2 separate regions of the Homo sapiens genome follow, and region 2 is linked to region 1. A link is an interaction called in ENCODE POLR2A ChIA-PET data of the cell type or tissue named here. Cell type or tissue: Panc1. All regions are shown on one strand.

Region 1 (2,500 bases):
TACATACTTTTTTGGTTTGTCTGGTTTTGAATTTTATGTAAATGGGACAATACAGTATTATTATTCTAAGACATGATTTTTTTACTTGACCATATGTTTTTGAGAATGATCTCTGTTCATATACACAGTTACAGTTTATTAGTTTTTAGTGGTATGTAGTTTTCTGTTGTATGAACATATCCTAACGTATAGAGCTATTTTACCATTGATAACTATTCCATTCTTTTCCATTTTTGTTATTATAAACTAAGACACAATGAAAATTCTTCTATAAGACTCCTGGTAAATATGTCTCCTGCAAGAGGAACTCTTGGATTGTTGCTGAATGCAATTGGCTTGAATATTGATTTTGTGTCCATTAACTGTGCTAAATACTCTTATTAATTCTAAATTTGTATCTGTAAAAAGTTTGGTATTTTTTATAGACATCTGTATCATTTGAAAATGGTGGTAACTTTTTTTCAAATTTTATATACATGTTTTTCTTATCTTACCACAATTATTAAGACTTCTAATATGATATTGTATGTAAGTGATGGTAACTAACATTTACATCTAATTCCTGACCTTAAACAGAATGCTTTCAACATTTTACCACTAAGTATGCTTTGTACTTTTCTGAAAATATATAATTAATTTCCCTCTGTTAGGTTAAAGATGATTCCTTCTATCCATCATTTGCTAAAAGTTTTTTATCATGATCTAATTTTTAATATTGCCAACAGTTCTTCACTTAAAAAAATTGTATGTTTATTCCACCTTTAATCTGTTACTATAATGCATTACCTTATTCAGTGGTCTAACATTAAACCAACTTTGCATTCTTACGATAAGCCTAACTGGTCATTATCTGTGTTAATGCATATAGCTAGAATTAGTTTGTATTAAAGTATAGTATTTCAAATTGTCTCAAAGCCTTTTAGTCCTAGCCAGCAGTGCTTTTGCCAATGCAGTTCTCATAAAGACTTTGTGGGTTTCCAGTTTATCTGATTCTGGTCAGCTTCACGCCATAGAGCCACATTTAAAATTCTTTCCTAGATAGCCTCTTGCTAATTTTGGCAAACTAAATCCCTTTTATCTAGTAGAGAGGATCTACTAGGAGCCACCATAAATCTTATCAAGGTCTTATCTAAGGATCCCACAGTTACGCTCTTAATTCTTTACCCTGAGGCCATTACTTACTTTGAAAATAATTTACTGGCTTGAAACACCAGAATTAAGAAGTAGTTTTGGTTTTCAACCCATTACTTTATGACTTCTCTATAGCTACTCTTGTCGCAAACTGAACAATTCTTTCTATAGCTGATCTCTCTCTTCCCATACCTTATCACAGGCAGCTAAAACATTCTAAAACACTTTCAACATTCTTCCGGGAATCACCTTGCCAATGTCCAAGTTTATTAGATTTATTTTCTATTATACAGTTACCATGGGCAACAACAGCTTTGTCAAATGTTACTACTATTCAACACAGATCCTCAATTTCCCAGCCTTCTAGAGCAGTTTCCTCATTACATTCCAGCCTCCACAACTGTTTATTTGCAAATTTTCCAAGCTTTGGAAATAGTTCCCTTGCTGCTTTTCTATCCTCTGTCACTCAGTCCTAAAGACAATGGCTCATGTTTCAGGTTTTTAGTTCAGCAGCACCCCACTTATAGGTGTCAATTTCTCCATCAATCAGCTCATGTTGTATAACAAACCACCTCAAAATTTAGTGGCTTAAAACAACAATCATTTGTTCAGCTCAGAATTTTGTGGATCCATAATCTGGGCTGTATTTAGCCAATAGGTTCATCTGCTGGTGTGGGCTGGGCTCACTCATGCTTCTACAGCCAGCTGCTGGTCAGCTGGATGGCTTGTTTCCAATGCTTACCTGGCTGGCCCTTTGGGCATAGAGACAATTGAGCCCTACATCTATCATTGAAAGACAAGCCAACACAGGCTTCTTCACATGGCAGCCATGGCAAGGGTCTCTAGAACAATAAGAGAGAAAGACTGAATGCACAGGTGCCGTTCACATTTCTGCTTATGTCTTATTTGCTAATGTCCTACTGACAATAAGGATTACAACATGCTTTCTTGATTCATCCCTTTTCTCTCTGTCCATTTATTTTCCTTTTTTCAGCTTTAGAGGTATGATTGACAAAAATTGTATATATTTAAGTAAAATGTTAGTATTAATTATAGTCACTATGCTATATGTTAGGTATCTAGAACTAATTCATCTTATAACTGCAAATTTGCATCTTTTGACCAGCATTTCCCATTTCCCCCACCTCTTTCCTGGAAACCATCATTGTACTCTGTGTCTCTGAGTTCTACTTTTTTATGTATAAGTGAAATCATGCAACGTTTGTCTTCCTGTGCCTAGCTTATTTCATCTAAATGTGATATATTTCATTTAAAATGTGATATATATATGTATATATGTACATGTATATACATATATATATCACATTTTAAAAATCCATTCATCCCTTGATGGATACTTGGTTTGTTT
Region 2 (2,500 bases), 280 kb after region 1:
CAAACTGTTAATAGTGGTTACCCTATAGAAGGGGAGTAGGAAGGTGTGTGTTGGGGTGGAGGATGGTTTGCCAACTGGAAACTCACTCCAGGCTAACATTTATTGCTAGGCACCATTCTAAACTTTGCCAGTAATCCTCTCCCTAGAGGCTGAGGAAGACCACTTCTTCAAGCCCTATTTAATAGACAGCGTGGCCAGGCATGGTTGCTCACGCCTGTAATCCCACCACTTTGGGAGGCCGAGGCAGGTGGATCACCTGAGGTCAGGAGTTCGAGACCAGCCTGGCCAACGTGGTAAAACCTCTTCTCTACTAAAAATACAAAAAAAATTAGCTGGGCTTGGTGGCGGGCACCTGTAGTCCCAGCTACACGGGAGGCTGAGGCAGGAGAATTGCTTGAATCCAGGAGGCAGAGGTTGCAGTAAGCCAAGGTCGCACCACTGCACTCCAGCCTGGGTGACAGAGCGAGACTCTGTCTCAAAAAAAAAAAAAAAAAAAAAAAAAAAGAGGAAAGAAAAATGAAAGAAAGAAAGAAAAATTAGCTGGGTGTGGTGGCGTACGCCTGTAGTCCCAAGTCCCAGCTACTCGGGAGGCTGAGACAGGAGAATCGCTTATCACTGGAGTCCAGGAGGCAGAGAGTGCAGTGATATCTCACCATTGTACTCCAGCCTGGGTGACAGAGAGAGACATAGTCTCAGAAAACGGAAAAAAAAAAAAAGAGAGATGGGGAAATGGAAGATATAGGGGTTACATCACCTGCTCAAAATTATGCTGCAAGTAAGTGGTGACACTGGGATTTGAACTGAGACAGTCTAGCTTCAGGTGGCCGCATCCTTCCCACTGCATTCTCCTGCCTCTCTAGCTCCCTCAGTGGGCTGCTGGGTCCCAGGCCTTGGGCTGGCATGGATAATCCCTTCATGCTCCCCTTGTCACTAAACCCCCCCACCTCACCTGCCAACACACACACAACCACCTGGAGCCCCTGCCAGTGTTTCCTCTTCCTCCCACTTGGCATGTTGAAGACCAGAATCACTCCCCTTTCACTCCCCACTTCATCCCACCTGGGAAAACAGGACCCTGCCGGCCAACTCAGAGCCCCACAGGGTTGCATTTTAGGTACCGTTTACATTTTCTTTAAGCCCTGTTCACATTCTCCATTCACATTGGGAAAAATATAAAGGGTTAGTATCCCCAGCATTGATGAGGTTCTAAGGCAGAGGGTACGCAGGTGGGACTACAGCGCTTTTTGGGGGACATTTGGATAAAATCCATCCCATTGCCGGGCGCAGTGGCTCATGCCTGTAATCCCAGCACTTTGTGAGGCTGAGGTGGGCGGATCGCTTGAGGTCAGGAGTTGGAAACCAGCTGGCCAACGTGACAAAACCCCATCTCTACTAAAAATACAAAAATTAGTTGGGTGTGGTGGCGGGCGCCTGTAATCCCAGCTACTCAGGAGGCTGAGGCATGACAATTGCTTGAACCCGGGAGGCGGAGGTTGCAGTGAACGGAGATTGTGCCACTGCACTCCAGCCTGGGGGATACAGTAAGACTCTCTTTTTTGAGATGCGTTTCTCTCTTTCACCCAGGCTGGAGCGCAGTGGTGCGGATCTTGGCTCACTGCAACCTCAGCCTCCCAGGTTCAAGCAATTCTCATGCCCCAGCCTCCCGAGTAGCTGGGATTACAGGCACATGCCACCATGCCCGGCTAATTTTTGTATGTTTAGTAGAGATGGGGTTTCACCATGTTGTCCATCCTGGTCTCAAACTCCCGACCTCAGGTGATCCACCCGCATCAACCTCCCTAAGTGCTGGAATAATAGGCATGAGCCACCGTGGTCAGCCGAGAATGCACATACTCTCTCCATTCTTCCTCCATGCGTACGCCCATTTCTGCCTTGGTTGCCCACCTCTGACCACAATCCAGAACTAACCACTCCACTTTTAGGAAAGTATCCTACAGAAATAGCTCAACAAGTACACTGGCTACAGCATTCCTGTAAATGGTCAGAGGCCATGGAACTCCAACAGCTGCCAAAAGGAAAAAAGTAGCTCTGGGCCAGGCATGGCGGCTCACACTTGTAATCCCAGAGCTTTGGAAGGCCAAGGCAGGAGAATTGCTTGAGGCTAGGAGTTCGAGACCAGTCTGGGCAACATATTGAGAACCTGTCTGTGCAAAAAAAATTTAAAAATTAGCGAAGTGTGGTGGTGTGTGCCTATAGTCCCAGCTACTTGGGAGGCTGAGGTGGGAGGATCACTTGAGCCCAGGAGTTTGAGGTTACAGCGAGCTGTGATAGCATCACTGCACTCCAGCCTGGGTGACAGAGTGAGACCCTGACTCAAAAACAAAAGTAACTCTGACTTAGGAACAGGCACAGAGGAGATCATGGTACACTGTTGATAAAACAATTTGCAGAATAATTTGTAGAATACGACCCAAGTTTTTTAAAACAATAAAAACAAAACACACAACATAAGCATATAGAAAATTGCCTGAGCTTTCCT

Evidence for each region. ChIA-PET counts read pairs that join two places held together with the same protein. Peaks named below come from ENCODE experiments on the same cell type or tissue, not always from the same donor. Only the 100,000 strongest peaks of a DNase experiment are listed, where the experiment ranks them.
Region 2: POLR2A ChIA-PET joins it to region 1 with 7 read pairs; 2 of 35 experiments call an interaction of 5 or more read pairs at or near these places.

What each region holds. Positions count from the first base shown.
Region 1 is chr14:76,681,608-76,684,107 of GRCh38, forward strand. No RefSeq gene overlaps it. Among named protein-coding and RNA genes, the nearest start is that of VASH1, 79 kb to the right of the region's middle. In Panc1, no CTCF peak of the experiment used is centred here; no DNase peak of the experiment used is centred here.
Region 2 is chr14:76,966,062-76,968,561 of GRCh38, forward strand. It overlaps the pseudogene RN7SL356P and the pseudogene RPLP1P1. Among named protein-coding and RNA genes, the nearest start is that of LINC01629, 7.7 kb to the left of the region's middle. In Panc1, no CTCF peak of the experiment used is centred here; no DNase peak of the experiment used is centred here; H3K27ac peaks cover 1,930 bases.